Linked DNA regions of Homo sapiens: region 1 is linked to region 2. Evidence: chromatin loops called from intact Hi-C (ENCODE). Cell type or tissue: IMR-90. All regions are shown on one strand. Links, peaks and the distances in the headings refer to the core of each region. The heading gives the core; the rest is flanking DNA.

The links. Peaks named below come from ENCODE experiments on the same cell type or tissue, not always from the same donor. Only the 100,000 strongest peaks of a DNase experiment are listed, where the experiment ranks them.
Region 1: a loop joins it to region 2, with 10 times the contacts of the local background. A loop is called at or near these places in 62 of 110 quality-filtered maps.

Annotation. Positions count from the first base shown.
Region 1 is chr1:197,354,066-197,359,458 of GRCh38, reverse strand. CRB1 (crumbs cell polarity complex component 1) reads right to left here. Exons shown (of 12, transcript NM_201253.3): 5 at 2,446-2,628. Among named protein-coding and RNA genes, the nearest start is that of CRB1, 89 kb to the right of the region's middle. In IMR-90, for the core only: a CTCF peak has its summit at 2,314 (motif pointing right); no DNase peak of the experiment used is centred there.
Region 2 is chr1:197,178,256-197,183,648 of GRCh38, reverse strand. ZBTB41 (zinc finger and BTB domain containing 41) reads left to right here. Exons shown (of 11, transcript NM_194314.3): 6 at 2,532-2,661; 7 at 5,137-5,232. Among named protein-coding and RNA genes, the nearest start is that of ZBTB41, 20 kb to the left of the region's middle. In IMR-90, for the core only: CTCF peaks have their summits at 3,166 (motif pointing left) and 4,456 (motif pointing right); DNase peaks (open chromatin) are centred at 3,248 and 4,478; H3K27ac peaks cover 611 bases.

The DNA of each region.
Region 1 (5,393 bases), core at 204-5,203, 180 kb before region 2:
ATATATACATACCATCGAATTTTACTTAGCAATGAAAAGGAACAAACTATTGATACACACAACCTCAATAAATCTCCAAAGAATGATGCTGAGTGGAAAAAAAAAAAAACTCTTATTCTAAAACTTTACATATTGCATGATTCCATTTATATAACATTCTTGGAATGACAAAATTATACAAGTGCAGAACAGATTAGTATTTGCCAGGGATAAGGGATGAGGAGGCAGGGAAGGAGAGAGGTGGCATCCTTGTGATGATAATTGTTCTGGATGTGGACTTTGTCAATGTCAATATGCAAGTCTGATAGCTGAACTATAGTTTTGCAACATGGTACTATTGGGAAAATTAGGTAAAGCATACATGGGCCTCCCTGTATTTCTTAAAACTGCACATAAATATACTATTATCATTTAAAAAGTTATTTAAAAACAAAATATAGAAAAACGTGTAGACATAAAAATATGTGACATAGTAGGCAGGAGGATAAACTTAGAATCAGAAGATCTAGGTTCGTATCCCCAGTGTACCAGTTCTAGCTATTGTGTCAAATTGGTTATCTGTTTGCAAAACTTATTTTCTCTTTATTTTAGGTACACAGAAAGACTAGATTTTCTCGTCTTTTCTGCAATTAAATGTAGTTACATGATTACATTTGACCAGTAATATGTGGGTAAAAGAGATATTCATTACTTGTAGTGGTTGGCCCATAAAATCTGCAGGTGTCACACTCCATTTTCTTTCCTTCTCCAGTAGCTTGCTTCATAAGAGCACAGCAAATTTGGAAGTAACATTTTGAAGCGGGGGAAAAACATAGAGGAGCCTGTGACCCTGAATTGCCATTTGTAGGACAACTGATGATGGGAACCCAGTTTTGGAATTCACATGAGTAAAACATAAACCATTGCATTAAGCCACAGAGATTTGGGGCAGTCAGGACATCTTAACTCATATAGTCATTCCTGGCAGCTCTTCAGAAATCAAGCCCAACACTTTTCTGGAACATTCTACTGTCTCTCCTTTTAGATCTGCAGATTCAAGGGGTCACCCATTTCCTTTTATTTGATGAGGTAATATTAGCAATGTCCTTTGACTTTCACAGAATCACCCCTTTATGACCCTAAAACCAATATTTAAAAAATAATTTATAATGCCTTCACCTTATTCCAAGAAAAATATAAAGTAGCTGACGAAAATGCATACACTAGACCAAAATCAAATAATTTAGAAACAAATTTTTGAAAAGAGGCAATAGTAAGAAACAGAAACAGGAAATTTAAATATCCCCAGAGGTGAGGTAAATACACAAATATATTTCAGAAAGACCTGTATGTTTGCAGATCTCATATTTATTTCTAGCAGCTTACATAATTGGGAAATATTATATATTACAAGATTTATTTCATGCATTTAATCAGTTGAGTCACATCAAGATTTATTTGGATGCATTTTTTAAACTAGGGTGGAAAGCATGCATGATAGAAGTTGTTCAGGGAAAATACCACTTTCCTGATATTGACACCTGGGGAATTTTTTTACTGTATGTTCTCCTTGAAAGGTCAGTGAATAAGGAAATAAACATTTTTTTTATCGACCTTGCAGCAAACACTGCCACAAATCAAAGACCATTAAATTTCAAAACTGAAACATTGAAAGAGAATCCTAAGTGTAAATAGACACCCCCTTCTTTTCTTATTTCTCATTTACTTTTCTCAGAAATCCTCAACAACAACTGATATATTTTCCAGAGGCATCACTTAATCTATTGAGAAAGAAATATGATAGAGATCTAGATTGTAATTGGTTTTCTCAGTGATATCAATGCAATTGTAGGTAAATTGCTAGCCATTAATGAATTGGGGAATGCCTCAATAATTCTGAAAATTTTCAGAACAGAAAGCAGACAATACAAAACTGTTCATTGGATAACATACATGCAAATTTCCTCTGGGTTTTAGGTAAGCAAGTTGTGAAAAAAAAAGAGTAATTTAAATTTGATATGTGGAATGACTTTAGCTACAGAATCGTTGAGGAAGATTACTTGAGACTAGGTCATTTTTCCCAGTGTAAATATAAGTACAATAACTTTTCTAGCAAATTTGAATAACATAAAATTTAACATCATTATCAAATTTGATAGCATAAAAATTTCAACATTTTCTGTGTGTAACGTAAAGAACTTGAGATGCACTCCAGTTCCCAGTATAGCATATAAAAATGTCATCCCTTTCATTCCTCCTTTATCCCTCTTTAATATTTCTCTCGTGATTTGAGGAATTCTGAAATGTGAAACAAGATACTTTTCATGCCCACAAGGGGGACCCTTTGCACCACAGCAGCAGAGTTTACACAGTACAGCTCTTCCTGCTAATACACCATTTGGTTAAAGCCATGGTCTGCCATAAAATACCAGAAAGTCAAGTCATATCCCATCTCCTTGGCCTCACCTGTGAATCCAGGCTGACAGATACAGACATAACCTGAGGCTTCATGGTAGCTGAAAGAAGAAGGCAGTCCAGTGATGCGTCCATATTGTTTCTCTGAGGACAGCTCCACACATTCCCCATTGGACTGGCAGGGGTTACTATTGCATTCATTGAGGTCGATCTCACACTGGGCACCTGTGTATCCTGCATGATGAAAATTCAGAGAAGCTGCTAAGTCAAAGGTGTTGAATTATAGAGCATTTGCCTAAAAGGAGGTTGACTGCTATACTGGCATTGATTTAGCAAGTTGATGTGCCTGCCCTCAAGGAGCTGGTAAGGGGAATCTGGTAAGAGGAGGCTTAGTGGAAACAAGTACTAGTATCAGTAAAATCACTTAAATAATTTTGACCAAAAAATTTTAAAGAAAAATTTGATTAATAAGACTTGAAATAAAATTAGATGTCAGGATAACCTGGATTTAACCTGAACATTTTAATGAAAGCCTCCAATTTTTCAAATACTCATTTGTGAATTTGTATTTAAAAATATTTCAATAGCTGAAAAGTCAGCAAATATCCACAAAACCAAACTAAATTCTCTTAAAACTCAAAGTAAAGGTAAATCCTTATTTCATAGCATTCAATGAAACAGAATAAGAGGTTGTTTTAAATTTGCATGGACTTAGCTGGATTATTTTATTAGGACCAGGAATAAGAACAGTAAAACATGATTTGTCACTTTATAGATAATTAAAACATTAAATATCAATGAAAGTTCTCTACTTGAACTTTTTCTTTGCTTTTATAAATACGAGCAACTGTAAGAAATACATACAGTTTTAGTGTATGTGACTGTTTTAACATAACTGGAACTGTATTATCTGCATTCTTTAGCAACTTGCTTTATTCACTCCCTTGCACAGTCTAGCCATGTTAGTAATATAGATCTAACTCACAATTTATAACTACTGCCAAGTATTTCAGAATATAGATGTGCCATGCCTTAACCATTGTCTTACAGTTTAACCTTTGTTTTATGTACATTTTTGCTATTGTGATGTTGCAATTAATATCATTATGAGAGGTGACAGTGTGCTGGCAGCCCTCGCAGCCCTCGCTCGCTCTGGGCGCCTCCTGGGCCTGGGCACCCACTCTGGCCACGCTTGAGGAGCCCTTCAGCCCACCGTTGCATTGTGGGAGCCCCTCTATGGGCTGGCCGAGAATGGAGTCGGCTCCCTCAGCCTGCGGGGAGGTGTGGAGGGACAGATGTGTGTGGGAACCGAGGCTGCACGGGCGCTTGCGGGGCTGCGTGAGTTCTGGGTGGGCGTGGGCTTGCCGGCCCAAAACTCAGAGCGGCCGGTGGGCGCCGCTGCCCACGGCATTGAGGGGCTTAGCACCCGGGCCAGCAGCTGTGGAGGGTACGCAGGAGCCCCCAGCAGTGCCAGCACACCAGTGCTGCTCTGGAATTCTCGCCAGGCCTCAGCTGCCTCCCCTCAGGACAGGGCTCGGAACCTGCAGCCCGCCATGCCTGAGCCCCCCGCAATCCCCCAGGGCTCCTGAGCAGCCCCAGCTTCCAGGATGAGCACCACCCCCTGCTCCGCGGCGCCGGGTCCCATCAACCGCCCAAGGGCTGAGGAGTGCCAGCGCACTGCGCGGGACTGGCGGGCAGCTCCACCTGCGGCCCCTGCGTGGGATCCACTAGCTGAAGCTAGCTGGGCTCCTGAGTCTAGTACGGATTATGTCTAGCTAAGGGATTGTGGATGCACCAATCAGCACCCTGTGTCTAGCTCAAGGTTTGTGGATGCCCAATGGGCACTCTGTATCTAGCTAATCTGGTGGGGACTTGAAGAATATTTATGTCTAGCTAAGGGATTGTAAATACACCAACCAGCACTCTGTGTCTAGCTTAAGGTTTGTAAACACATCAATCAGCACCCTGTGTCTAGCTCAAGGTTTGTGGATGCAACAATAGGCACTCTGTATCTAGCTAATCTAGTGGGACTTGGAGAATCTTTATGGCTAAGGGATTGTAAATACACCAATCAGCACTCTGTGTCTAGCTCGAGGTTTGAAAATGCACCAATCAGTGCTCTGTCAAAATGGACCAATCAGCTCTCTGTAAAACAGACCAATTGGCTCGCTGTAAAATGGACCAATCAGCAGGATGTGGGTGGGTGGGCGGGGGGGGGGGGGTGGGCGGGGGGGGGGGGTGGGGGGGCGGGGGGCAGATAAGGGAATAAAAGCAGGCTGCTGGAGCCAGCAGTGGCAACGTGCTGAGGTCATGTTGTACACTGTGGAGGCTTTGTGCTTTTGCTTGTTGAAATAACTCTTGCTGTTGCCCACTGTTTGGGTCCACACTGACTTTATGAGCTGTAGCACTCACCATGAAGGTCTGCAGCTTCACTCCTGAGACCAACAAGACCACGAACCCTCCAGGAGGAATAAACAACTCTCCAGACGCGGCCAGACGTGCCATCTTAAGAGTTGTAACACTCACTGCAAAGGTCTGCGGCTTCACTCTTGAAGCCAGTAAGACCACGAACCCACCAGAAAGAAGAAACTCTGAACACGTCCGAACATCAGAAAGAACAGACTGCGGACACCCCATCTTTAAGAACTGTAACACTCACTGCGAGGGTCTGTGGCTTCATTCTTGAAGAGTCAATCAGACCAACAACCCACCAATTTCGGACACAATTATACATGGCTGTCTGTGTAAGCGTTTTGAGTTTAACCCTACAGTTTATGCCTAGAGATGGAATTTGTGGGTCATAAGTAATGTACATTTTTAATTTTAATAAAAGCTGCCAAACATCTCTAGTTGTACCATTTGCACATTACCAGCAGTGGATGATTGTGAATGTGGCTCAAAACGTTTGCCAACCTTTGCTATCACCAAATATATAAATTTTACCAGCTGGTTGGATAAAATATAGTATCTCACTGTTACTTTGGTTTACGTTTTCCCCA
Region 2 (5,393 bases), core at 275-5,274:
GATACTATTTCTGCCAAATTAAATTACGGCGCAATAGGTAATCTAACTAGTAAATAAATCATTACATTTTACTACTGTACACCCACAAATATTTTACAACTGATTAGGTAATTTGTATGATTTTTAATAAGAGTTGACATTTACTGGGTTAGGTTGACATTTACTAGAAGAAAAAGTTTAATAGGTGTGGCATGATGTAGAAGTGGAAGTAGAAGACTTTCTAGCCAGCCTTGTTTTCTGAGTCTGACTTAGCCACTTACTAGGTGATCTGGAACAGCCTCTCAGACTTCCAGTTTCCTCATTTGTTAAAATGAAGTTAATACGTACTTCTTAGATACTGTTGTGAGGATTATATGAGGTACTGTATAAGTGCCAAATGTAGAGCCAGGCATAGTTTTCATTCTCTTTCTCTGAATGTATTGTCATTTCTAGTATTATAGTTTTCAGTCTTTCCAAGACCTTTGAGAAATATGGTTTGTGACATAGTAGCTTTGCATTTTGGGCCACTATTATTAATAAACCAAATAGAGTATTGTTATAAGTATTTTCTGTATTTGTGTGTGTGTACATATGTATACATATATGTATACATGCATATATAAAATACTCAAAGCAATATTATATATATATAGAGAGAGCTTCTTTTGCATTCCGTCTCTATGTTTCTGTTCCCTTGAATCACTGTACACTTCAGATAAGTGCTTCATGCAGTTTGGTATATATCACAAGCACCTGGAGACCTTATTAAAACGGATTTCCCAGAGTGTCTGACTCAGATAGGTCTGGCGTATGGCCCCAAATTTGTATTTGCATTTGGAACTTGTACAGTTTGCAATTTGCACAAGTTCCCAGGTAGTGCTGGTGCAAATGGTCTAGATATCACATTTTGATAATGACTGCTTTAGATTATTCAAAGCAATACTCATACTGTCTACATTAGGAATATATATTCTGTTAAATCAGAGGGAAAGATATGTATTTAATGCAATCTGAACAGTTAAAGGAGAAGAATTTTTAATATATATGAATATATATGTGCAAAAGTTGTAGTTTGGCTTTTAAAAGTCAGAACTTGGCCAGGCATGGTGACTCACGTCTGTAATCTCAGCACTTTGGGAGACAGGTGGGAGGATCACTTGAGCCCAGGAGTTTGAGACCAGCCTGGGCAACCTAGTGAGATACTGTCTATATAGAAAAAATAAATAAATAAAAGAGGGGAGGCTGAAGTGGAAGGATTGCTTGAGCCCAGGAGGTTGTTTAAAATAGGTTTAGCTGCATGCAAAACTGGATATCCAGTATAGGAAAAAAATGCAGTTGTTATTTTCTTTGAAGAATCCTGATAAGTAACTGAACATTAAAGAGAATGCTTCATTTCTTCCTTTGCCCAGCTGAAGCCGCCAGCTATACAGATAGTCATATTTTATAAAAAGTTTTACTAGTAGATATTTCATTCTTTGACTAACCACACATTTTGCATAATAACCTTATTTTGGCACGTGTATTTACTTCACCTTTTTTTTTCAGCTATGTAAGTACTGACTTTCGTTTTCTCAATTTCTTAGAGCCTTTTTTTGGTTCAGAGGAGGTGGAGAGATTTTTCATAATACTTAACACAGTGCTTGATGTGAATTAAGAATAAATAAATACTTGTTGAATGAGTTAATAAATGAGTAAAATATTTAGATCCCATGAAAAATGAAATATTAGAGGTTTTAAATGAGAATCCATTAAAGATACTTAATACAATGTACATTTTGAGGTCATCTCTCATTTCTAATGTGTAAAACACATTGAAATTTACCCAGAGCTACTGTGGCTACCAAGCAATTTTGCTTATAGTTACGTTTCTGAATTTCAGCATCTTAATTCTATTTTCTTTCCATTGTGCTATTATGATTAATTCATTAGAATTCTTTCTTCAGTTTGTCCTTCCATATACTGAGACATCTTCTTGCTAATATATAGCTTCTTTGAGCTGTATTTACTAAACTTCTTTTTTACGCATTCTTTGTCTTTCTTATATTTTGTCAGTCAGTAGAACACTGTCTTGTCTCCAGTTTTTTATTTGGTAAAATCATAGTGAAATTCAGTATCCAACTAATGTCAGTGTTACTATGAGAGGCCTGGGCTTAATTTTGTATCACCAAATAGAAATATTTCCAAACTATAAACTCTCTTAAGTCCTCCATTCATTCTTCCAAAGTTTTTTATTACCCGCTTTCCCAAAAACTTTAGTATGCAGCCATTTCTACTTTGTTCCAGTCTGATTTCAAACCAGGAATTGGCCATTTCAATTTGTTAACTCATTAGTTTGTTCAGCATTCATTCTGTTTGTTAGATGCTGAGCCCTATACTTGGTTATAGGGATATGGAAATGTTATTCTAGGAATAAATAACCTAGAAGAGAAATTGCAGTGTATTATGACATATGCACCAATAGGATAGGCATGAACTTACAGCATACCTATTAAATTTAACTTAGTATCTCCTCTTTAAACTTTAAATGCACACTTTTTTTTTTTCCTTTTTAGGTCCTTTTCCATGTGATATATGTGGTCGCCAGTTTAACGACACTGGAAATTTGAAACGTCATATAGAATGTACTCATGGTGGAAAGAGAAAATGGACTTGCTTTATCTGTGGAAAATCAGTACGAGAAAGGTGAAGAATTATCTGCACACCCACAAAAATCCTAGTACTATTATGTAGAAATAATCAATCAATATGATTTATAGGAATTAGGGTAACATAAGACACAAAATGCATGAATTGTGCTTTAGTTTGAAATATAAGGAAAAAAGGAATTACACAAATGTTATGGAAGATGACATGGATTCAAGATTTGCAGGTTTTAGATGGATGATTTAATGTACATATTTTATGTCTTTCTGAAACCCCACTAAAACTAGATTAAGGGTTTTTGTTTGTTTTTTAAAAAGAATAAGCTACAAAGATAGGGAGAACAGAAATGTAACATGAATGACACAGGTTTGGAAGCTATAAAACAGATGGATCAAGGCAAAACAAGAATCCCAAAGATAACCTTTCCATCTTTTACTATAACTATTTAACAGGTAGGGATCTGGGAATATCTTTAGAGATATTTTCCACAAAGCTGGGTGTTATCTACAGACTGTCATATTGGTGGGCCTTGTAGAAGAGCACCATCTACTGGCAAAACTCTACTTTTATTTCAGATTCATCCTTTAAACTTACTAGGTATGGGATTGAAATACAAACCAAGTACAGTCATGCGCCGCTTAATGATAGTGCTATGTTCGGAGAAATGCATTGTTAAGCAGTTTTGTCATCACACAAATATAGAGTGTACTTATGCAAACCTAGATGGTATAGCCTACTACACATGTAGGCTATGTGGTTTAGCCAGCCCATTGCTCCCAGGCTACAAACCTGTATAGCATGTTACTGTAGTGAATACTGTAGATAATTGTAACACAGTGGTAAGTGTTGATATATTTAAACATACTTAAGCATGGAAAAAGAACTGTAAAAATGGTATAAAATATAAAAAAGAATATATGTGTTTGTGTAGGTTACCGATCATGAGTAGAGCTTGCAGGACTAGAAGTTTCTCTAGGGGAGTCAGTGAGTGAGTGGTGAGTGAATGTGAAGGCCGCGGACATTAGTGTACACTAATGTAGACTTTATAAACACTGTACATTTAGGTTTCACTAAATGTATTAAAATTTTTTCCCTCAAATGAACAGCAGCTTACTGTAACATTTTTATTTTATAAACTTTTGATTTTTTCAACCTTCTTACTCATTTAAAGTAACACTTAGCTTAAAACACACATTGTACAGCTGCATAAAGATATTTTATTTTCTATAAGCTTTTTTATATTTTTAAATTTTTTATGTTTTACTTTTTAAACTTTTTTTTGGTTAAAAACAAAAGACACAAACACAAACATTAGCCTAGGCCTACACAGGGTCAGGATCATCAATATCACTGTCTTCCACCTGCACATCTTGTCCCACTGGAAGGTCTTCAGGGACAGTACATGCATAGAGCTGTCATGTCCTATGGTAACCATGCCTTCTTAGAGAATACCTCTAGAAGGACTTGGCTGAGGCTGTTTTACAGTTAGTTTTCTTTTTTTTTTAATAAGTAGAAGAAGTACACTCTAAATCATGATAAAAAGTATAGTAAATACATACCAGTAACATAGTCGCTTATCATTATCAATAATTATGTACTGGACACAATTGTATGTGCTATGCCTATATACAGTTGGCAATGTAGTATGTTTGTCTACAACAGCATCACCACAAACATGTGAGTAATGTATTGTGCTATGATGCCACTAGGTTATAGGAATTGTGTAGCTCCGTTGTAATCTTATGGGACAGCATTGTTTATGTGGTCTGTCATTGATTGAAATGTCATTATGCAGTACATGACTGTAGTAGTGATAGCTAAAAGCCTGCAGAGGTCAGTCATATTTCCCTTTCACTTTATTTCCCCTTAAAATAACTTTGTTCATTATTACTCAGCACTTTAGATATGTGGGGAAGCTCTGAAGGTTAGAACTGTAGGAATTGCTAGTGATGTACTTTGAGGAGTAATGGTTTCATAGTAGCCCATCCAGGGCCAGTGGGGCTGGAAGACTTAGGAATAGCAATAATTACATTCTGTATATAGGTTCCTTTTTCACATCAGCACCTGGAAGTTAGAAATACTACAACATTTTCTTTGCTTTAAAACATTTTTTCAATAAATACTAAGCACATATTTGGAAGAAATAGTACTGATAAACTGGATTACTTAAATATTATTAAACCCTCTCTATCAAAATTCACATCAACTTAATTCAGTGTCATAATGAGCATTTTAAAATTATACTTCTTGAAAGTCTGCTTAAGTTGTGTAATTAAATCTCTGAGCAAACCAATGGCAAATGAGGCCGAAGTATTTTTTGTTTTTAAGGAGAGAGAGCTATAACAAGCATGTTTGTATACTAGTGAGAATAGAAAAGAACAAAATTATTGTAAGAAAGAGGAGAGAATTGCCATAATATCAGTTAGCTTGAATACCTTTCTAGTAAGTTTTCCAGAAATCTATTTACTATATATAGGCATTTAAAAAATCTCGAATCTATATATTTTAATGCAGAACTACTTTGAAAGAACATTTGAGAATCCACAGTGGAGAAAAGCCTCACCTTTGTAGTATTTGTGGGCAAAGTTTTCGTCATGGAAGTTCGTATAGGTAAGTAAAACCATTTTTTCCCTTTATTAAGTAAGATAGAATTATATCTCTATTTTAGTTCTATTTTCTTATTACTTTGTTGAATTGAAACATTTCTTAGTCCTTATGATATGCAAAGTTGTGCAAAAACTTTACTGCATAGATTTTTTTTTTACTAAACA